Regions from separate parts of the Homo sapiens genome. Here all the other regions are linked to region 2. A link is a loop called in an ENCODE intact Hi-C map of the cell type or tissue named here. Cell type or tissue: IMR-90. All regions are shown on one strand.

Region 1 (8,000 bases), 380 kb before region 2:
GTATTGCTGCGTATACTTCTGGCAGGCTTAGATTCATATGAAAATGGGATATGCCCTCAGGGAACAATATATTAAGTATATATTCATGTGAGATATATATATATACATATATATATGACACATATATAAATATAAATACTATTACATTTATACATCTCTATGGAGAAAAGAGCAACAGACAGCTGCAGAGGCTCTGAGTGACTGGCCACTCTTGTTGCTCTATCTGGGACCTGTGAGCACCTCTGCCATAGTATGCATTACATTCTCTGGCAATCATTTCTTCATCTCTCTCTCTTCCCTGCTAGAGGGAAGCAGCTTGAACCAAAAACTGTATCTTTTTCCTCTCTATATCTCCAGCATCTACTAAAGTACCTGATAAACTTATGAATAAATGAGTGAATGGGTGAATAACATATGAGTGAGTGAGACATTCACTGACTTTCAAACATTTTTATATTTCTTATTGGGTTTTTTTTTTTTTGTTTTTTTTTTGAGACAGTCTGGCTCTGTCGCCCAGGCTGGAGTGAGGTGGTGCAATCTCAGCTCACTGCAACATTTGCCTCCTGGGCTCAAGTGATGCTTCTGCCTCAGCTTTGTGAGTAGCTGGGATTACAGGTGCATGCCACCATGACTGGCTAATTTTTGTATTTTTAGTAGAAACGGGGTTTACCATGTTGGCCAGGCTGGTCTTGAATTCCTGACCTCAGGTGATACGCCCACCTCAGCCTCCCAAAGTGCTGGGATTACAGGCGTGAGCCACCATGCCTGGCCACTTTTTTTATATTTATTTGGGTAGTTCTAAAAACTCAGGTCTGCCAGTCTGGGATGAATGGAAGGCTGTTATCATTTTCTCCACAGGCCTCCTAAAGCCAAAACAGGTGCACTATGGAGGAGCACATTGACTCCCCATAGAAAATTATGTCACGCCCTTTAGAAAACAGTGCCAGACCAGATCGGTCTGCTCCGCAGTTAGCATCCAAAAACTAGCATTTTCAACCCAAAGCTGGGGACACGGAGGGCAGAGCAGTGTGGATTCAGGGCCTGAGGCATCACTGCTGCAGCAAACTTTCTCAGGACCCTACTGCGACTCTCCACACAGGCCTCTCATAACACTTCCGAAGAAGTACCAACCCTTGCCCCCTGAGCCGGAGAGCAGCAGGCCACCTTTATCTCAGAGACACACCTTTCCAGAAGTCCAGAGAATGCCCAGGTGAGAGATTCATCATCAATGGTGAAATGACCAGCAAGAGTGTGGGTGTGGGGGAGGGGGACAAGGGAAACCAAACAAAGTACCTTTCAGAGCAGGCTCCCTAATGGGTGGGGAGTGTATTGGTCCATTCAAAGACATAACCAAGACTGGGTAATTTATAAAGAAAAGAGGTTTAATTGACCCACAGTTTCACATGGCTGGGGAAGCCTCACGAAACTTACAATCATGGTGGAGGGGGAAGCAAGCATGTCTTACATGGCAGCAGGTGAGAGAACCTGTGTCCAAAGCAAATGGCGAAGAGCCCTGTATAAAACCATCAGATCTCATGACAGTGCATGCAGTAACATGGGAACAGCATAGGGGAAACTGCTCCATGACCCAATCATCTCCCACCAGGCCTCTGCCTCAACACCTGGGGATTACAATTAAAGATGAGCTTTGGGTGGGGACACAAAAGCCTAACCAGTTATACCTAGAAGAAAATAATTCTAGAAACCTGTGTTTTGATTCTTTGCAGGAAATATAGCTTCTCTGTAACAAAATGAGTTATTATTGAAAGAATTGCTCACTTGTGGCCTGAATTAGTTAATAAAGAAAATGTCAAATGCCAGAACAGAATCAGCATATTTTATGTAAGAACTGAAAGGGGATTCAGATTATTCCAGGACCAATATTGGCCCCCAGCTTCCCATCACCCAGGCTGGAGAAATATAACCATGCTTGAAAACTCTTTTGTCAAAAACATTATTGCCTTTATGAAAAATAAATATTATAAAACCATCCCTCTGATATTAAGTACTGATGATGGCTCTTCATTCCCAAACGTGTGGGACATTTGGCAGCTGGTGCTAATCACAGAATGTGACAAACTCGAGTGAGCATATTTCATTTTCCCAAAAGAGTTTAAATTTCCAAAATTACCTTATTTTGAAAGTCAGAAAAGTGATCAGCATTTCCTCCTTGTTTCTGCATAGAATGAAGGATGCTCTCTTATTTTTCATCCTTCTTCAAGCTTGCATCAGCAGTTTGGGGCACAGGCATTATTTAGTGAGAAAGCATTTCTCATGGATACAAAAACTCAGGATAGGCTCATTTTGAGCTTCTATGGGAAACTCATTCATCACTGATTCTAATGGGGAACATTAAATAGCCTAAAATGTCATTCCTCCTTCTGTGGCGAATGTCTCTTCACCATTTCCTCCATTACAGCCCCACACAAGCATAAGTTTTCCAAGAAACACCTTCTTTGTTGTCTCTCCCATGGAATGCCCTCCTTTTCTGTCCCCCTTTCAACTGCCATGGCAGCATGGGAAGGAATAGAGGCTCTCAAGTCTCGATTCAAATGGTCTGTGTTTGTATTAGTTCTCACATTGCTATAAAGAAATATCTCAGACTGGGTAAGCTATAATGAAAAGAGGTTTGATTGGCTTACAATTCCATGGGCTGCACAGGAAGCATGATTCTGGCATCTGCTCGGCTTCTGGAGAGACCTCAGGAAACTTACAATCATGGCAGAAGGCAAAGGGGAAACAGTACCTATTTTTAACCAACAATTATTGCACTTTCTTACCAACCTATTTTTAACCAACACTATTTTTAACCAACCTATTTTTAACCAACACTTATTGCACTTTTATTACCTTGGGCCCTTCTCCATTGGTACCTATGTTGCCCCATAGAATATAACAAATTGACAAGTCTGTTTCTTCCAGCCCAGGAAGGGATGGAAGAGGAACTGACTCATTTCAGTACCCATATAACCTGGCACAGTACCTGAAATATAGTAGATGATGGATAAATATAAATTTCCTTCTGCAGCTTTCAAAGGAACCTAATCAGACTAGGAGTAAGCAGATTTGCTCTGTTTTGATTTCCATTTTCAAAGAGTGAGAAACTGGGAGGCAACAATAATAACAGACCATCCAACCCATGAAGCTGTGTTATCAGAGTTGGAAATGTAAAATGCAGCATTCCTAAAACTCCTGGCCAAATAGTCTAATACGTAAAGGACTGATCAAACCTCAGAGAAGTAAGAAGACAGAAAATAGGATTAATAAAATATTGAGACTAGGCATAATGGCTTACGCCTCTAATCCTAACACTTTGGGAGACCGAGGCAGGCGGCTCACATGTGGCAAGGAGTTCAAGACCAGCCTGGCCAACATGGTGAAACCCCATCTCTACAAAAATACAGAAACTAGCTGGGTGGGGTGGAGTATGTCTGTAATCCCAGCTACTCTGGAGACTGAGACATGAGAATCGCTTTAACCTAGGAGGCAAGGGTTGCAGTGAGCCAAGATTGCACCACTGCACTCCAGCGACAGAGGGCGACAGAGGGCAACAGAGAGAGACTGTCTCAAAAAAATAAATATATAAACTAAAATAAAATATTGAAGATGATGAGGTTGTTCAGTGTGGAGAAAAAAGCATTTTATCTTCTTTCTGTTTCCTCATGCTGGAAAGAACAGTATCTTGGGACCCAGTAGCAATGAGTTTGGATCCCAGGTGAGCCACTTTTGGCAGTATGACTTCAGAAAAGCTCTTTAACATCTCTGAGTTTTCTTTTCTTATTTATAAGAAGAAAATAACCATCTTCGTATGATAAAATGATGATGATAAGGTATGCCATTCCTGTAAAGTGCCTAGGATAATATCCGTCACAGCACAGGAAAAGAAGAAGAAAAGAAAAGAAAGAACAAACAAGAGAAGGAAGGAAGGAAGGAAGAGAGAGAGAAAGAAAGAAAGAAAAAGAAAGGAAGAAAGAAAGAAAGAAAGAAAGAAAGAAAGGAAGGAAGGAAGGAAGGAAGGAAGGAAGAAAGAAAGAAAGAAAGAAAGAAAGAAAGAAAGAAAGAAAGAGAAAGAAAGAAAGAAAGAGAGAGAGAAAGGGAGAAAGACAGGGAGGGAGGGATGAAGAGAGGAAGGAAACCAGCTTCTCCCATCTGTTCTCGGCAGAATTAGGTATCCAGAATCCATAACTCTGTATTTTTCTAGAAATAGAGGCTGTATATATTTTTTTGAGATGGAATCTCGCTCTATTGCCCAGGCTGGAGTGCAGTGATGTGATCTCAGCTCACTGCAACCTCTGCCTCCCGGGTTCAATTGATTCTCCTGACTCAACCTCCTGAGTAGCTGGGATTACAGCTGTGTGGCACCACACTCAGCTAATTTTTATATTTTTAGTAGAGATGAGGTTTTACCATGTTGGTCAGGCTGGTCTCGAACTCCTGACCTCAGGTGATCCACCCGCCTTGGCCTCCCAAAGTGCTGGGATTACAGACGTGAGCCACCGTGCCCAGCCAGAGGCTGTATTTTCTAATACAGTGGTTATCATCCTGGCTTTACACTAAAATAATTGGAAAGCTTATTTTAAAGCACTATCCCCAGTATCTATTTTAATTGCTCTGAAGTGAGACCTGGGCATCAGAATTTTTAAGGCTCCCCCAGGTGAAGCTAATATGCAGACAGGGCTAAGAACCCAGAGGGAACCAAGTTCGAGGAATACATCCACCACAAAAGCTTTGAAGGTATTTAAGCCTTATCTATGCCTGAGTTTCCAGAGTCTAACATAATGCTCACTCAATTGCCAAATGCGTCCCTCTGCGGGCACAAACCACACAGGTCTATTGGGTTACTGTCTTGGTGGTGTTGACATCTTTAGAAGTTGGCATTTGATATCTCTGGGGTTCCTGTAGTTACAGTTTACTTTTATTTAATCATTTTTAGATGTGATGAGAATTGTGCTGGATCTCTTCACCAAAACACCTCAAGAGAGTAATTATATTTTCTCTTATTGAATTTTTCCAGCAGCCCTGTAAAGTATGTTTCCTAAGCCTCAGAAGAGTAAAGTACCAAGCCCAGTGGATGGCACATGTGCCCAATAAATAGTACTTCCATACTCACTGGGCACCTAAGGTCACCACGCTTCAGAGAAGTTAGGTAACTTAAAGTCACAGGGTTGACATTTGACTATTGATGGGGCAAAAACCTGCACAGCCCCATAGGAGACACTGGGGATACCACGATAAATGACATGGCTTTGCCTCTGAAAGAGAGATGTGCTTTCAAATTCATTTTTAGCAGGGCCCACATGGGTGGTAATATCATCATTAGTGATGCCCAAGTCCCATGTAATCAACCACAGAAGGATATTGCTCTGAAAACAGAAGGAACATTGGCAATCAGAGCTTCTGCAGCCGAACCATGCAGGAGAGTGCCTGCTCCGTCTCTGCCAGCTGTTGGTAAGGCACTGTGAGTGAGATGAGTTGCCTTCCCTAAGGCAGAAGCCATGATTTACATCTGGCAATCAACTGTATCAATGGTAGGCAGTTAGACAGCTGCAGCCTTTTGCAGTGGGCTGTGCTCACCCTGGATGGTCTTTGTGGTTCCAGCTATTGTGTTTCAGGCCCCATTTGTCTCTGCCAGCTCTGCTATTCTCTTTTTTAAAGCTAAGCCTTGGTTTCACGAAACAATTACTGAATTGAAGCACTTCAGTAAAGGAAAACGTCACCCCAGTCATTCATTGACAACTCAAAACCAGAAGAGAACTTCGAAGTTTGGAGAATGTTGGTTGGACATTCTCAGCCACTTATGTACCATTATTATGATTTTTACAATATCCATGTACTTAATTATTTTTTCTGCTCTGCTCATTTTTTTCAACTTAAATAAATTTACTTAAAAGAAAGACATATAATTATTATAAATAACTTCAATACAGATAGCTTCAAAACAAAACTTTGAGCTCTGGGGAATTTTACCTCTGATAAAAGGGAAGGTAAGCAAATATTAGAACAGTGTTTCATATCTACTAACCACTGCACTGAGCCTTTCTCTTTGACATAATCTGAAAGACAATTAAAAAGGGAATAACTTTTCTACTACGAATCCATTGTAATTTTAATACCGTGGTCCATGCACCAAATAAAATCATCCTGAGTAACAGCAAGAGTAATCAACAACATTTTCTGAGTCGTAACTACACACCAGGCCCGGTTTGGGATCTTATATGTATTAATTCATTTAGTCACACAACAGCACTGTAAAAAAATTACTATCTCCAATTTACTGATAAAAATTAAGAAATCGAGGGTTCATTGTCCCATATGTCCTTTAAGCTTCAGTACACTCAATGGCCAAAGGTGCAGGGTTCAGCCAAAATATAATTTAAATGAAGCACCCAATATTTAAGAAACAAAACACCCACTTGCCTAACTATGGCTTTCCATTTTTTCTTTCTTTCTTTCTTTCTTTCTTTCTTTCTTTCTTTCTTTCTTTCTTTCTCTTTCTTTCTTTCTTTTTTTTAAGTAGAGACAGGGGTCTCTCTAACACTCCTGTCCAGGCTGGTCTCAAACTCCTGGCCTCAGGCAGTCCGCCCGCCTTATCCTCTCAAAGTGCTGGATTTACAGGTGTGAAGCAACACGGCCAGCCAGTTTTCTCTTTACAACCAGCAATGCTGGCATCACATCAATTCAAACAATCTCTGTCGCAAAAATGTATGCTCTGATGATTTGGGAAGTGAAAACAAAAAGTCTTTATAGATATCGAGAAACCGTGGTCTTTTAAAAGAGAAAGTATGGTTATAGAGATATACACATTTGTATTTATGAATGGAAAGTATTGATTTTAAAGTATAAACATCATTATTATTGTTTTCCAAGTTGTTGCTATTGGGGGAAACTGGGTATAGGGCACATAGGAACTGTCTGTATTATTTCTTACAACTGCATGGGAATCCATAATTCTATCTAAGGATAAAAAATCCATAATTTTATCTCAGGATAAAAAGTTTAATTTCAAAGCAAATGTGAACATTAAAATGTTCTGCAAATGTAGAGTGTTATTTCACTCCAAATAGCTTTCACGTCACATTCTTTCATTAGAATCTTCAGCAATTCTCTTCACTACTGTCTAGATTTATCAGTTTTACAGGTGGGAAAACTAAGCTTCAGAGAGAGAATTTAACTTATCCAGGGTGACAGAGCCCACAGATGACAGAGCAAGAATCAAATTCAATTCATTTAAAACTAAGCCAAAAACTAAGGCATTCCTGGAGAGACCTATATTTATAGTAAAAGGTAATATCTTTACATTTATAATGAGGACCTCTTATGCATAGGAAAAAATGTGAAAAAAATTAATGACCATGGTTTTTTTCGCCATCTTCAGCAGACAGAACTTGGACACACATGTGTTCAAAGCTCTCAAAGAGTAAGAAACTCTGGTCTACACAGAAATGCCTTCTTACAATCACTTGGGTTCTCAGTGAAAATTCCATTGATTAAAGCTGCAAATTCCAAACCCGAGCTTTCCTGAAGCCTCAGATTTCCATCTATAAAGTGCACTGCTCTATTTATAAATCAGGTGATTTTATCCAAACAGAAAGACAATCACTCTGCTTAGTCTTCAACAAATGTTCAACCAACTCAAGTCAAATAGGTTAAAGAATCTTAGTAAAACTGTTTAACAAACTCATTTAAATCTCCTTAAATATTTGAAATATATTTATAAATTTAATTTCTTTGATTTTTAAGTACTTCTAATGTTGACAGGGTAGGTTTAAATGCTAGCCAGCAAAACTTTAACAATTTCTGTAAATCCAAGAAAGTAAATGTATAAATATAGAAAATTTTAATTTATCTTAAACACTTCAAACTCTTTAAAATGGAGACAAACACATCTTGACACTTGTAACTTCAAATCTACATTTTAAATTGAAGCCCTACAGCCAATCTTTCAGTATCTTTAATACACTGGCTTCTTAAACATTAAATACTGAGATTAGCCACATTTT
Region 2 (8,000 bases):
GTTGCAGTACCTACTTTAAACCAACAACTGTTCTCTGATGCTTCTCCCTTATTACCCACAATGACCCCGGATAGTGAGTTTAGAAGGCATTTACTTCCCAAACGTAGGTCCAAAGCAGACCTAGACAGTGTAGCTCCAGATACTTCCAGAGGACCCAACTACACTGCCAGGTCATGTTTGGCTCCTTTTGCCGGAAGGTGAGCAGGAACTGCTGCTACACTGGGCCATTTCTTGGTGCCCCCAATGCCTGATGGGTCAGGAGTAGCTAGGCCATTACAGCAAACATTGCCTGATAAGGACAGGCCAGCAGGGGCTCAGACATTAGGTGGTTGTTTGGTCACCTTTGAAACAAGCAACTTTGACAAGTATTGGCCAAGTGTGAGGGACTCTGAGGACTGACATTAGGAAAACAGATAATCTTATGGTCCTTCCAGACCAACTGCAGCTGCAGTTTAGGATTTGAAAATCATAGCTGCCCATCAACTGACAACCATGCCAACCTGTCAGCCATTTCATCAGACTTGCTGTCCAGCTGCGGAGTGTGGTTACCCAAGGGCTCCAAGCTCTTTGCTGTTATTCTTGGGATGGCCCCAAGCCAAACTGAGTCGAGCCATTTCTACCTCATGTGGAATTCCTGAGTGAATCCTGCTCTCGTGCTCCCTACTGGACTGGCAGGACTGGCTGATTCACATTATGATCTGACAGCTTCCCTCTTCATTCTAGGTCTTTTGCATTTCTAGTTCTCTCAGCATCTACTTCCTGGACAACTGAACAACAAAGCCACCATTAAGCATCAGTAGCAGTAAATGTAACATGGTGCAAGGAGGCGGAGAGAAAGATTTGGGACCGCCGCCTCTGTAGCCCAGCTAGAAATTTTCATCTCCTGGTGAGAGGTAAGCACACTGGCACAAGGATGGGGAAGACACACTGACAGAATGTAGCCTCACTTTCTTGTGCTGAGCACAGGTCCTGTGCACACCTGTCCATCCACTTCTGAGTCAGTAGGCTCCTTTTTCCAAGTTTGAGTCTCGGACAGTGAGTCTGGTTTCCCAAGGAGTAAGAGCAAGAGGCAGAAAGCCAACTTGTGTCTCCACACGTCAGAGAAGCAGCTCAGAATTCTTTAAACAAGTAGGATAACTTTGCTATGTGTAGGTATTGTCACTAGGCCACACACATGAGCATGTGGTGATTAGCAGTCAAGCCCAACAACCCTGTGGGCCTGTCAGCCTCAGTCAGGATCTGAACACAAGATCTCTGAAGATAATCCCAATGAAGAAAGATGGGGAAGAGGAAGTGGAAAACCAAAGCATAAGTTTATGAAGAATCAACTAAGAATATTTCAGTCATTTAATACTTCAGTCATTTGCAGAGAACCCTTACCCCGATTTTACAACCAAAAAAAAAGTGGCCAGCGAAGTCTCTTGTCCTACGTAACAAACAACTGGTTTCAAAACAAGAGCCATACTACCACCTAGAGGCACATACGATCTACACTGCCAAGAAACCATGATCCCTCTGCCCAAGTCACCTATTTTTAATCCAGAAAAAACAGGTGGAATCTCCCACTGATGACACCGAGCAGAACTCTCGTGCCCAGGAAGTTCTACTGGGTGGAGCTGGCCACTCTTCTGTAGTAATACAGGGGAATCCCAGCAAATAAGATGGCCCAAATAACTGTAGCCCCATGGGTTAAAGAGGATACCAAGCTGGGATTTGGGATATTCAGGTGACAGAGTGGCCTTTCTAGATGTAATGTTTCCTTATCCTTCTGCATGTCAGTATTCTCAAGCCTGAGATGCAAGAAAGCCAGCATGCAAGGCCCTTCCCTCTTGCACTGTGTTCATGGTGTGCAGGTAAAGAGGCAGCAGGAGCAACAAAAGGGCTTCTCTCACCATTTCAAGGACAGCAGAATGGGGATGTCATCCCTAGCAGCCTCAATTACCAGCAGAAGCTAGTCTTTCAGGAACAGGTTCTAATGTATGAGTCACAAGGATTGAGGGAAACAGGTACCTTCACTTCAGTTCCAGCATCATGGCCAGTGTTTCCCAAGTAATGGAGAGTTCTTATGCTCTCAACTGTGGCATATACCTTTTGCAATAGTGATCTCATCTCCACAAGTGCCCCCTGGGCAAGATATGCAGCAGCAAGCAGCTGCAGAGCAACCCAGGTCTCAAGTCCAGCAGCTTTGGGATGAGAAGTCTGCAAAAGTGTTTACTCCTGGGGCCAGGAATGCAATTCTATGAAATGGTGCTGGGCTTCTGGGAGCACTATCCCACAGGTCATCCCACAGCCATCCACATGAAGCTGGAGAAAAAGGACTCTGCAGAGCTTGCATGTAACAATGCTGACCTCAGGAAGACTGTGAGCTACTGATCTCTTCTGATAGGGCAGTGATGTCCCAAGAAGGCTCAGCTAGAGCACACGGCACAACACAAGCACCAAAGCAACAAGAACAACTCCCAAGTGTCAGCCATTACCAAATCCCAAGTAATCTGTGCTTCAGAAGACAGAGGTTCTGGCACAGTCCTTGCCTCAGACATTGTCTCCTCCTCAGCAGATATAACTAATACAAGAATATGAAGGACCCCACTGCTCAGCCTTTGTATGAAGGCGTCTCTAAGGCAGCTACTACAAAGTCATCTCCACGGACCAGGACAGCAGCCATATATCCTTTCAGAGAAAGCCCCACCAGACCTTGATGGAAGGGCACCCCAACATCTGCCTGGCCTGCATACACTTAGGGCATAGTCACCTGACGCTTCTCCATTGAAAATAGGAGATGTCAAGGGAGATGCAGCCCCAGCTGTTGCCCTGTCAAGAGCCCCAGGAGGCCTCTGTGCTGGAGCAGGTGTGCAACCCCCACCACCTTTGCTGAGAGCTGCCTGGGACTAGTGTTTTGAACGAGTCACCTGTGGACATGGACCCACAGAATCTGAGGGGACCCACAGAATCTGAGGGGACCCACAAAGGAGCAGCTGAATGGCATGGTTGACCTGAGTTTTTGAAAAAAGCCCCAACTTTGAGACAATTTTCATGATTTTGGGCTTTAGGATGTGGAATCATTTCTCAAAGTATTGTGGAGAGTTCTGTCGTTTCGAGCAGGTCCTGCTAGTGCTGCCATACATAGCTCATCAGGCCAGCCTACATAACTAGGAAACACCGCTCACACAGCAGTGCCAGCCTTCTAGGTGAGCAACACTTCCTGAAGGGCAGAGTTGCCTAGGAGGTGCTTTTATGTAAAAGCATGTCCATCATGGTTTGTGTTCTTTCCACTTTACTTGACAATAGTTAATGTAGTTACGAAATGTTATAATTTAAGCAATACAGTTACCAAGTAAAAACGGTCTTTTATTCTTGTTCTCAGTCCTGAAGACTATAAACTCTTTGTATAAATTATGTTGTAAGGAGTTTAAGTCTGTTGGATGTTTTTCAAGTTTACATTCTAACCAATGTCATGTGATACTAGTCTACAGAACAAAGCAGGCTTTGTACGTATTTCCACGGCAAAAAATAGTTCATAAGCCAAGCTGATTGTGTTCATGTTTTCCGTGAAAATTACTGCAAACAAACTTGGTACCTGGGATCACGTGATTGTAACATGGGATGCTCGCCTAACACTGAGAACATTTGCCTGCTTAGCACGGTGCCCGGCCTGGTGGGTGGGGGTGGGGGTGGGGGTGGGGGTGGGGGTGGGGGTGGGGTGCGCAGAGCAGCCTCTAAGCACTGAGCTCAGACTCCTGCCAGGCAGGAGAACCTGGGCTCTCCTGCTCATCCATGGCTGCCTCCCCAGGCAGGAATTGTCCACATTTCAGAAGCCATTTGTTCAGGGGGATGGCATTAGTTCACACAGGATCCAGACGAATCTAATGAAAATGATAAGAGTAACAAGAACTCCTCCCCCAGTGTATTCCTCAAATCCGTCCAGGAGTTCCAAGAGCCATCAGCTTGTTTCCATTCTGGCCCTTGGCTGAGGGTCCTTAAGCACCACCTGGTGGCCATGAGGCATCACAACAGACAATGAAATGGTAAGTTCTTAGGAACTTAGCATTCTGACATCACCCCACCCAACAAAGATCATGTGCCCTAGCAACAATGGAACTTTATTATTTAGAAGTCACCCCTTCTCCTAGGAAAGGAAAAAGATATATCACCCATGCTCAAAGAAAATGAGCCAAACTTGAGTTTAGGAGATGGCAGCCACACACAGCAGGCTGTCTTGTAAGGGGCACAGCAGCAACCCCAGGCCACAGAGGGCAGAGCCTCCAGGACCCATCACTGGAGATGACTGCCTGGGCAGACTCACTTCACCGTTAGAGAAGTGTGGCCTTCCCTGGTGGCTCTAGGTTCACAGTACACAGAATTACCTGCTTTGAGGCAACGCTTCTCTTACCAAGTAGTGACTTAAGAAACAAGATGTATGTAATACTAGTGCCTGGGAAGGAAAAACCACCAAGTATGGAAGAGATCAGTTATGACAGCAGACAGCCTCTTTCACAAAGTACACTGAAGGATTCCCGGGTCACTGCCTAGGATGGCTCCTCCGGCTGCATTCCAAGGTAAAGTATTCCCATCAGATCCCTTTATCCCTAGAGTCCTCAAGGCCACCTCCAGGAACCCAAGGCTTCTAGTCCTTTTCCCAGGAAGCCAGGCTGGCTCCTTTGTCTACAAGCATGATCACAGCAGCCCCAGGAGCCATTTCTAGAACAGGTCAAGTGCTGACTGCCAGTGATCAGACACTGTACCTGAAAGCTGAACCCCCCTCTTCCTGTCATGGAGTTTGCTTCTTCCCTGGTCTCCCCCCTGCATCGACTTTCATCCAATGCACCTGCTGCTGGCTCAGTCCTCCTGGGGCCACATGTAGCTCCTAAGGATTAAGACATATCAAACTCCAAGTTGGAAATGCTAAGAAACAGTTGTCCAGATCAGGCTCCCCTTGTCATGCAACAACAGGATAGAGTGGTTTCTGTAGTTCAGTCCCCTTCCTTTAGGGATTAGAAATAAAAGATGGGAAATGAGGCAGAGCAGCATTCACTTTCCATTCCAAGGTGTCTTGACAAGCAGAGATGGTCTTGTTGGAAAGCCCATAAGCTCTTCAGTTGGGAGAAAGCCGACAGTTAATGTTTTCTGAGAATGACTTTCATTGTATTTAAGACACTAAAACGTACTCAATAACAGCATAGTCAAGTAACAAGCGAGTTCAGGTGATGACTCCTATCTACTTCCACCTGGAACAGATGAGACATTTGTCTAATAGAAAACATCACATCTTCTATAGTCTTCATTGCACATTTAAGTCAAAGGATTTTGTACAAGTTTAGTCTTTCCTCACAATTCACCATGCAAGTTCAGAAAAGCAGAACTGATGTGTCAAAGGATGTTAGGAAAACCCTGGTTGGCCCGTAAGTTGCTTTTGTAGTCCCACCCAGCCAACCATCCTTAAGAGGGGAATCACACAGCCCAGCCTCAGCACAATCAGCACTCCACTGCAGAATTCTAGGGATCAGGCTGGAGCCCAGCGGCGGGCACTGGAAGAAAGTTAGAGTCCTACGGGCCCCGCCCCCACCCCACCCATGACTGCTTCTCCCTCTGGGAGGGCAAGAGATTCAGCCCCTTCTTCAGTCTCCCTGCCAACAGATTCATCTCCCCTGGGCTCTGCAGCATGAAGACTGTCAGCCCATTCTCTCCAGTCCAAAGGCTGCTCTTGAGGGATCATTCTACAGGAGCAGATTCCCATCAGAAGGGATTTCATCCTAGGGAATGCACTAAACACCAAATCCTTGGAGATGCTCTGGTCCTCCAGGAAGTACGTGCCCAGAAGTGATGTCCCCAGAAGTGATGAGGGCACCCTATAGTCCTAGGGAGGAAGGGGTAGATGAGCAGGCCATAGGAACCTTCCCTTTTCCGCAGGGCCACTTCTTATGGGCCCACTCTGCCTTCAGATGAGCACATGGAGCTTCTAATTCCCAGGGTGGCCCAGGGAAAGCAGACCTGTTTTTAGAAGGCTCCTAAGTTTAGGACATCCTGCCTCTATTAGCAGCTGCCCACAATGACTATCAAGTTATCTTGGTCAGAAATACTTCAATGGCTTCCACAGCCCTTTCTGGGTCCTCTTCTCACCAGGGAAGATAAAGCTTGGGACCACTATCCAAAACCTCCCAGTTTCCCCCGAAACATTGCCACCCAGGGAGGTTAGGATGTCAAGGACAGGGTTTCATCTGCGAAGATTATGGAATATGCCCCTCCTTCCCGATAACTAAGCAAGGAAGGTACGCCTTCAGCAGCTAGTCCATCATGCCTCCCAAAAAGTGGGAGGAAAGCACTCAAGCCTAACTTCTGAAAGGTGGGATGAAAAACTATTCTGTTGGTTCTGAACAGTCAGTTCCCTCTGAGGATGTCTGGATGAGGGAGAAGCGGAGGGGAGTGGTCAGACCTCAGCAGACCACTTTCATGTTCCAGGCCCCAGAACACCACGAGGAAGAGGGGAGAAAAGCTCTTGATGCTAAGTCCTCTTTCAACCCCAGCAGATGAAGGAACAAAGGAGATGGAGGAGGAGCACCACTCACTGAATCCTGCCAGTGAGGGACAGAACAATCCGACATTCCTCAGTCATTTAAGACACTAAAGCAGCGTGTTATGTACCACAAAATCCAAGTCTAAATCTAGAACAGCCTGTGGGACTGAAGCCTCCATCTCCAGTTCCTTAGTGAGCTTATTCTTAAGTGCATACAAAAGCCTCACTTTCCTCCACTGCATGTGCAATGTGCTACTCAATTCATCTCAAAACCCTTCAGGCCATTGAAGGGTATTTTGTATATCCCCCCTACCTTCCAGTCACTCCTGTGGAGAACAGAGTAGCCAAGGGGTCATGAAGCAGCATCCTCTGCTCAGAAGCCTGCAGGGGGAAAGCTCACTGCTACATGATTGAGATCTCACCAGTGCTTCATGCTGAGCCACAGGTCAAGACAAAATGTGTTATGCCACATTGTTCATCTGTAGGAGAAAACATGGATGTTTGTTCGTAGGAATGAGCTGTTCCTTAGGACAGACATGACAAGGCATACCAGCCTTCATTCTATCTCCGCTAAATGGGGTTTTCCTGCTCTTTGAAGAAAGCCCCCCTAGTTCTTAGAGATGACCAGTTGATAGCATTCTGATACCTGAAGTCAAGCAGTTGTCAGGGTAGCCCTTATGGTACTTGATCAGGAGCCAGGATAAAACAGCTAGAGCATCCAGGCACTCTCGTGTTAATGTAAAGGCCCATTCAGTTTAAGAGGAATGATTTCCCTATTTCATCAAGGCACTTTCTGGAAGAATGTGTCCCCCACAAGGTCAAATTCTGAGTGGGAGTATGACAAAATGTCAAGTCCTGGATTTAAACAGACTGGAGACGTCCACTGTAGCAACTGCACTGGCATCTCCCACTGACCCGTATCTTCTGATGACTATAAAAACATGGGATATGCTTGGAAGAGGCCAAGTGTACAAAAGCTATCTGCTGAGCTCAGCAACTTTGGCTTGGATGTACTCTAAGCACAGGTGCATTCCTCTTTTATTATGAGGTCATTTGGGCAACACCCACTCCAGTTCTGGTCTAACAGCAGTGGAAGTCCTCATGGAGACATGTGGGTCACCTAGAACTCAGACAGGACATGGGCCACTTAGTGACCACTAGAGAAGCTTTCTGCACAAATCAACGTCCCTCCTAACATCAAAGTCCTCTCAAAGCTTTTTGATTTGAGAAGACAGGATTTTTAGCAGCAAGACCAGGGTGAGGAACGTTTCCCAAGTCAGAGGGCAGACTCCAAAGATCCAGTACCTCCCTTAGGGGGAGGTCTTAGTCATGGGTAGGGGAGAAGCCTTTCTCCATCTTAAGCCTGCCCTGCACATGAACTAGTGGTAAACCTCACATCCCTTGGAATAAGGTCAGATGTCTTCTACCAATCGGATTTTACCCAGAAGAAACTTTCATAAGACACGCCTCAAAGGACATCAAAAATTGT
Region 3 (8,000 bases), 390 kb before region 2:
GGTTGCAGCGAGCCAAGATTGCGCCACTGCACTCCAGCCTGGGTGACAGAGCAAGACTCTGTATCAGAAAAAAAAAATAAAATAAAAAAATAAATAAATGGGAAACTCTGGATGCAGTAACCTTGAGAAACACTGAGTTAAACAAAAATAAACAGATCTTTTTACTGACCAAGTTTTTAAGAGCATTGTGGATCTCCAAGAGGGGGATATGGCACGGAGCATTTGTAACTTAAGTGTCCATGGAACCTGCTTTTTCTGGGATCACATTCTTTGGCCCATGCTCCTTAGAACACATTTTAGAAAAACCTAGATCGACTCATATATTAGTTTCAATTCTGGGTTCACAGTACATTTCCTATTCTGAGTAGTTTATCGGGTGTTATAAATGATCCATTGTTTGGGGCGGATATTCCTTAATCTATGAAAGCCACATCTACAGACAGCTTGTGAACGTAAATGCTTCCGCCCCTGCATGCCCCCCCCTCCTCTTCCTGCCAGTCCCTGGGGGAGCGATGAACAGTGATAAGTTTGCCCTCTCTCTTTTCTACTTAGTTTTTCTAATTCCATATCCTACATCACAATGTGAAGAAAAGGCCATTAATAATAAACATGAAATTGGTATAGTAAAAGCTGCTTGTATGGAAGGGACAGAGAAGATTATAATGCAGGATGAAAATGGGTACACATGTAACCGCCCGAGGGGTTCTTCCTGCCCACTGCATAAAGAGAGACCAGGGCACTGCCGTAGAGAAAGAGTTTAATAGACACGAGGCTGGCCACACCACGTGGGAGATGTTCATACACAAATCGTCTCATTCAAAGCTCATAGGTCAGCGGTTTCCAAAGGCAGTTTGGGGGAAGGGATGGGAGGGCAGGTAACAGGTGCTTGCTGCTGATTGATTGGGGTGGAGATGAAATTATAGGGGTTTGAAGCTGTCTTCAAGCAGATGAGTTACTTCTGGGTGAGGCTACAGGAGAGAGGTTGGCACTAAGGTGGAGGCATTGGGTTTAGGTGGAACCATGGGTGTCAGACACGCATGCAAAAAACTGGGAAAGATATCTCCAAAGGCCGATCTACAATAGTGGTGTTATCTGCAGGAATAACTGGGGAAGTTGCATGTCTTATAACCTTGGCAATAGTGGCTGACAATCGTTTATGTCTGCGCCTTAGCTGGACTCAGGCTGTTCTTGTCCCCCCAGCCTGATGGCTTCCCATTAGCTTTACAAAAGTGGTTGAGTTTGGGGCAAGTCCTATTATCATTTAAACTATAGCCTGAATGTGTTCCAAAGGTAGCTTTGCCCAATAGCCCAGGAGTAATTAAGGAAAAGATAAGATGGGGAGTGAGTTAGCTTGGCTTACTATTAATATTATAATTCTCGGCCGGGCGTGGTGGCTCACACCTGTAATCCCAACACTTTGGGAGGCTGAGGTGGGCAGATCAGGAGGTCAGGAGATCGAGACCATCCTGGCTAACACGGTGAAACTCCATCTCTACTAAAAAATAAAAAAGCACAAAAAATTAGCCCAGCGTTCTGACGCGCACCTGTAATCCCAGCTACTTGGGAGGATGAGGCAAGAGAATTGCTTGAACCTGGGAGGCAGAGGTTGCAGTGAGACGACATCATGCCCCTACACTCCAGCCTGGACGACAGAGTGAGACTCAGTCTCAAAAAAAAAAAAAAAAATTACAATTCTCTCACTGATATAATCTTTGCAAAGGCAGTTTTACATAGAGGGGAAATATAGCTTATTTCATCATAATTCAACCAATAATATTTAGTACCTCCTATGTGCTCAACACTAGGGCTGGCTATTTAGTTGTTCAATAAGCCCGTAAGCCCCATAATAAGCTCTCTGAACAGAACATTATACTTATGTTTTATTTCTGATTGTATTTCATAGTTATTTCTGATTGTATTTCATAGTGTTATTGCATGATTGTATTTCATAGTTAAAGGGTATTACAGGAGGGGGTGGTGGCTCATGCCTGTAACCCCAGCACTTTTGGAGGCTGAGGCCAGTGGATCACTTGAGCCCAGGAGTTTCGAGACAACTCAGGAGCCTGGGCAACATGGTAAAACCCCAACTCTACTAAAAAAAAATATATATATATACAAAAAAATTAGCCGGGCATGGTGGTGCACACCTGTAATCCCAGCTACTTGGGAGACTGAGGCAGGAAAATCGCTGGAACCAAGGAGGCAGAGGTTGCAGTGAGCCAAGACCACACCACTGCACTCCAGCGTGGGCAACGGAGCGAGACTTGGTCTCAAAAAAAGTGGGGGGGTGGTCTTGCATATATTTACCACAAATTGAACAGTAGCTAAGTGAAAAACAAATACAGAAGTCCTCCTTATCCTCAGTTTCACTTTCCACAGTTTCAGTTACCCATGCTCAACCAAGGTCTGAAAATATCAAGTGGAAAATTCCAGAAATACATAATTCATAAATGTTAACTCGCATGCTGTTTCTGAGCGGCACGATGAAATCCTGAGCAGTCTCACTCGAATCATTTCTTTGTCCAGTGTTTCTGTTGCGCTGTGTCCATTATCCACCGGTTAATTGCTGAGCAGTCATCTCGCCCACCAGATTCGCTGCGTGGAATCTCAGTGCTTAGGTTCAAGTCACCCTTATTTTACCTAATAATGGTCCAAAAGCGCAAGAGCAGTGATGCTGACAGTTCTGATTTGCCAAAGAGAAGATGTAAAGTGATTCCTTTAAGTGAAAAGGTGGAAGTTCTCAACTTGAAAAGGAAAGAAAAAATATTGTATGCTGAGGTTACTGGGATCGACAATAAAAATGAATCTTCTATCCGTGAAATTGGGAAGAAGGAAAAAAAAGTGTGCTTGTTTTGCTGTCACATATCACCTTTATCATAGGTCTGTATATTTAGGAAAAGCATAGGATATATAGGGTTTATTACTATCCTCAGTTTCAGACATCCATCGTGAGTCTTGGAACATTTTGCCTTAGGATAAGTGGAGGGCTGCTGTAACTTAAGTGTATGTTTATGTAATTTTTTATTTATTTATTTTTTTTGAGACAGAGTCTCCCTGTGCCGCCCAGGCTGGAGTGCAGTGGCGCGATCTTGGCTCACTGCAAGCTCCGCCTCCCGGGTTCACACCATTCTCCTGCCTCAGCCTCCCGAGTAGCTGGGACTACAGGCGCCCGCCACCACGCCCGGCTAATTGTGTTGTATTTTTTAGTAGAGACAGGGTTTCACCATGTTAGCCAGGATGGTCTCGATCTCCCGACCTCGTCATCCGCCCGCCTCGGCCTCCCAAAGTGCTGGGATTACAGGCTTGAGCCACCGCGCCTGGCCTATGTAATGTATTTTTAATAATGGCTGTATGTAAAGCCAGTTCACAGAATTTCTGAAAGTTTAACAACCATCCATTGCAAGCTGGCAGCAGCCACTCCAAAGAACAATCCCTTAACTCTTTTTCCTTCTTCAAGAGGTCTTACTTTAACCCTCCCAGAACACGGTGATATTGACAATGTCTTCATGGTTTCACCATAATAAGTTGTGGTGGAAACAGTCAAACCAAGGTCCATCGGATTCTGCAACCATGCTATGCCCACCTCAGTACATTACCTACCCAAAAGCAGTAACTTTGTGAGATCTGTCCTGAGACTGCAAAGCCAATGAGTCTCTGGGCAAATGGTGCTAATTACACGTTATGACCACCAGGTGGAGAGCATGCCTGGCTTCTCCAAGAGAAAACTGGAGATGGGAAAGACTTTGAACAACTGTTTGGGTCCTCTTGTTTGACAGAGAACTTTTCCTAGCATTTTAGAATATTTGTGTACTTCATTAGGGAGGTAAATTCCCGTTTTCCCTCTAATTTTTCATACTATAATAATAGTAGTAACTGCAGCTGTGCATTAAGAACCATGCCTTGAAGTGCATCAATTCATTTATTCCACACATGAATTTCCATGAAGTATAAATAAGCACTCCTTACTTCTCCAGATGGGGAAATTCATTCACTCCTCAATCCATTTGTTTATTTCATAAACATTCATTAAGCACGTGCCATGATCCTGCCCATAGTATGAACAGGATCAAGATTCAATCTTAACAAATTCAGTTCCAAAGCTCACCCTCCTTTAAATATCACAAATACTTGATTTATTATTGCTTTATTAAATAAGGCCCCCAAATTTTAAGAAGCTTTCTGGAATTTATCTGAATTACCATCAAAGCTGTATAATGGTAGACAAGTTACTTTGCTTGTTCAATCCAGTTTTTTTCACCTGCAAAGTTCCTTAAGTTCACCTTAACCTCTTACTTTGAAGGATTTTGGTTAGCTAAGCAATGATTAAGTGAAGCTCATGGTATCAGCACTTGCCAGTCGGCATATTTGATGCGGCTGAAATCCCCGTGGATTTTTGTAACTATTGCCGATATTATACTACACAAAAATCTTAAAAGGGAGGGAGGAATACTAAGTGAGGCTAGAAAAAATAATCCTACATTATAATGAAGACACAGGACACATGGACAGTGTATCATAAAGATTCACCCTGAGTAACACAAAAGACCCTGAGTGGCCAAGGCAATCTTGAGTAAAAGGAACAAGGCTGGAGCCATCACACTTCCTGATTTCAAATTACATGACAGGGCTGTCGTGGTCAGTGGTACACCAAACATGCACACAAGTAAGGCAGAGTGCAGAGCCCAGAAATAAATGCATGCATTGATTAAACTAATTTTTGATGAAGGCATCAGGAATACACAATGGAGACAAGATGGTCTCTTCAAATAGTGGAGAGACTAGATATTAATGTGCAGAAGAACAGGGCAGGACCTGTTCCTCTGCACAGGGCAGGACCACGTTCCTCACACCATGCAAGGAAATCAATTTGGGGTGGATTAAATCAACTTGGGGTATACCCAAAACTACAGAACTCCTAGAAGAAAACATAGGGAAAAGATCCTTGGCATTGTATCTTGCCAATGACTTTTTGGGTATGAGACCAAAAGGACAGGCAGCAAAAGCACAAATAAACAAGTAGGGCTACATCAAACTAAAAAGCTTCTCCACAGCAAAGGAAAGAATCAACGGAGTAGAAAGGCAAACTACAAAATGGGAGAAAATATTTGCAAACTATATACCTGATAAGGGTTAATGTTCAATATAGACAAGGAACTGATACAACTGAAGAGCTAAAAAATGAGTGACCTTATTGGAAGATGTCCAAAGGATCTGGGTGGACATTTCTCCAGGGAGGAAATACAGGTAGCCAACACATATATAGGAAGTGGTTCTCAGCATCACTGGTCATGAAGGAAATGCAACTCAGAGCCACAGTGAAATATCACCTCACACCTCTTAGGATGACTATTACTTAAAAAACACACACAAAAAACAAAAGATGGCAAGTGTTGGCAAGAATATGGAGAAAAGCGATCCCTTGCACACAGTTGGTGAGAATGTAAATTGGTACAGCCATTATTGAAAACAGAATGGAGTTTCCTCTAAAAAATTAAAAATAGACATACCTTATGGTTCACGAATCCAACTTTTGAGTATATACCCAAAGAATTGAAAACAGGATCTTGAAGAGCTCTCAGCACTCTGTTCATGGCAGCATTATTCACAGTAGCCAAGATATGGAAACAGCATAAGGGTCCATAGACAGATGAATGGATCAAAAAATTGTGGTATATACACACAATGGAGTATTTTTCAGCCTTAAGGGGAAGGAAATTTTTCCATTTATGACAATACTGATGGACTTGGAGGGCATTATGTTGGGCCAAAACAAGTCAGACGCAGAAAAATGATGCTGTAGAATCTCACTTACTTGTGGAACCTAACACAGTCAAACTCATAGAAGCAAAGAGTAGAATGGTGGCTGCCAGGAGCAAGGAGGAGGGAGACATAGGAAGGTGATGCTTAAAGGGGACAAAGTTTCAGTTATGGTGCACAAATAAATTCTGGAGACCCACTCTACCACATAGTGCCTACAGCTGATGACACTGTACTGTGTACTTAAAGTTTGCTAAGAGGATAGATATTATGCTAAGTGTTCTTACCAAAAAAAGAAAATAAAATAAAGTAACAATAACAAAAAGGGCAGGAGTCAACTTTGGTAAGTGACAGATATGTTTATGGCCTTGACGGTGGTGTTGATTTCATGGATATGTACTTATCCCCAAATTCAATCTTAATGTGTACAGTAAATATGTAAAGCTCTTCTATGTCAGTGATACCTTAATGAGGTGGTTTAAAAAAGATTCACCACAGTTAAGGCAAAGTTTTTGCGCCATTGTACAAGACCCCATGTGATCTGGGCACTCTCCCACCTCTGCCATCACCTATCTGGGCTTACCTCCTCCTCGTGCTCATCCCACCTGCTATAATTCAAGTGTCCCTTCCAAATCTCATGTTGAAACTTTGTCCCCAATATAGCAGTATTGACAGGTGAGGCATAAAGGGGTAATTGGATCATGAGTGCTCTGCCCTCATGGATGAATTAGTCCATTAATGGATTAATGGGTTAATGGGTTAATAGATGAATGGATTGTCATGGAAGGGGAACTGGTGGCTTTATAAGAAAAGACACCTGAGCCAGCATACTCAGTCGCCTTACCATCTGATCCCCTGCACTGCCTCAGGACTCTGCAGTAAGTCCCCTTCAGCAAGAAGGCTCTCACCAGATGCATCCCCTAAACCTTGGTTTTCTTAGCCTCCACAACTGAAAGAAATAAATTCCTTTTGCATATAAATCATCACCTAGTTTCCATTATTCTGTCTTAAGCAACAAAAAAAAACAGACTAACACAGAAAATTGGTGTCAAGAAGTGGAGTGTTGCTGATAATGAATACCTGAAAATGTGGAAAGCAGCTTTGGAACTGAGTAATGGGCAAAAGTAGAAGAATTTGTAGGAGCAGGATAGAAAATGTTTAAATTCTGGCGAAAGCTTAGAAGACAAGAAGGCTAAGTAAAGTTTGGAACTTCTTAGTGATTAGATAGGTGGTTGTGACAAGAATGCTGATAGAAATATAGACAGTAAAGGCCATTCTGATGAGGTTTGAGGTAGAACTGAGGAGCAAGATATTGAAAACTGGAATAAAGACCATTCTTGTTATAAATTGGCAAAGAACTTGAATGAATTGTCTCTATGCCTGAGGGTTTTGAGGAAGGCCAAACTTGAGAGTGATAAACTAGGATATCTAGCAGAAGAAAATTCTAAGCAAAATATAGAAGGAGCTGCAGGGTTATTTTGGCAACTTACATTGATATTTCAGAGCAGAGAAATAATTTACAGAATTTTTAATTAAAAGAGAAGTAGAGTGGATAAATTTGGAAAACTCAGCCTGGCCACATAGAGAAAAAGTCTTCAGAGGAGAAAACCAAGGGTATATCCCAGTGACCATTTGCTAAAGAGATTAACAGGGATAGAAGTGGGCTAGATGCTATCCCTCAAGACAATGGAGGAAGGACCCCAAAGGTGTTTCACAGATCTTGAGGCTGCCCTCTTATCACAGGCCTAGAGTTCTAGGATGGAAGAAAGGTTTCAGGGGATAGGACTGGGGCGCTGTCTACCAGCTCACTGCCCACAGCTACCCTGGGACTCTGCTTCCTACACTGCAGCACAGCACTTCATGGCTGCCCGGCTCAAGCAACCCCAGTTGAGGCCCTTGTACTGAAGCTCTGCAAGGTACAAGTTTTAAACCTTGGCAGTATCTGTGTGGTGCTAATTCTGCAGGCTTGCAGAAAGCAAGAGCTGTGGAGGCTCAGCAACCTCCAACCAGATTTCAAAAGACGTCAAAGGCCTGAGGACCCAATCAGAGACTTGTCACAGGAGTGGAGACATGCAAAAAGCCCCCACTAAAGCTATACAAAGCAGATATGTGGTGTTGAAGCTAATGGAGTCCCCACCAGGGCAATGCCTAATGGAGCCATAGGAGCAAGGCCACTGCAGAAAATCCCCACTATGGTAATGGGAGTGAGCCTGCCACCAAGACCCTTGAGCTGTACAGCTACT

What was found. Hi-C counts contacts between places; a loop is a spot of excess contacts. Peaks named below come from ENCODE experiments on the same cell type or tissue, not always from the same donor. Only the 100,000 strongest peaks of a DNase experiment are listed, where the experiment ranks them.
Region 1: a loop joins it to region 2, with 7 times the contacts of the local background. A loop is called at or near these places in 88 of 110 quality-filtered maps.
Region 3: it touches region 2 in a loop (10-fold over the local background); 98 of 110 quality-filtered maps call a loop at or near these places.

What each region holds. Positions count from the first base shown.
Region 1 is chr4:10,533,704-10,541,703 of GRCh38, reverse strand. It overlaps CLNK (cytokine dependent hematopoietic cell linker), which reads left to right. Exons shown (of 19, transcript NM_052964.4): 11 at 1,100-1,210. Among named protein-coding and RNA genes, the nearest start is that of ZNF518B, 80 kb to the right of the region's middle. In IMR-90, a CTCF peak has its summit at 3,532; no DNase peak of the experiment used is centred here; H3K27me3 peaks cover 517 bases.
Region 2 is chr4:10,153,939-10,161,938 of GRCh38, reverse strand. No RefSeq gene overlaps it. Among named protein-coding and RNA genes, the nearest start is that of WDR1, 41 kb to the right of the region's middle. In IMR-90, CTCF peaks have their summits at 1,472 (motif pointing left) and 3,992 (motif pointing left); a DNase peak (open chromatin) is centred at 3,968; H3K27ac peaks cover 362 bases; H3K27me3 peaks cover 1,196 bases.
Region 3 is chr4:10,545,535-10,553,534 of GRCh38, reverse strand. All of the region lies in intron 8 of CLNK (cytokine dependent hematopoietic cell linker), which reads left to right. Among named protein-coding and RNA genes, the nearest start is that of ZNF518B, 92 kb to the right of the region's middle. In IMR-90, a CTCF peak has its summit at 3,687 (motif pointing right); no DNase peak of the experiment used is centred here; H3K27me3 peaks cover 156 bases.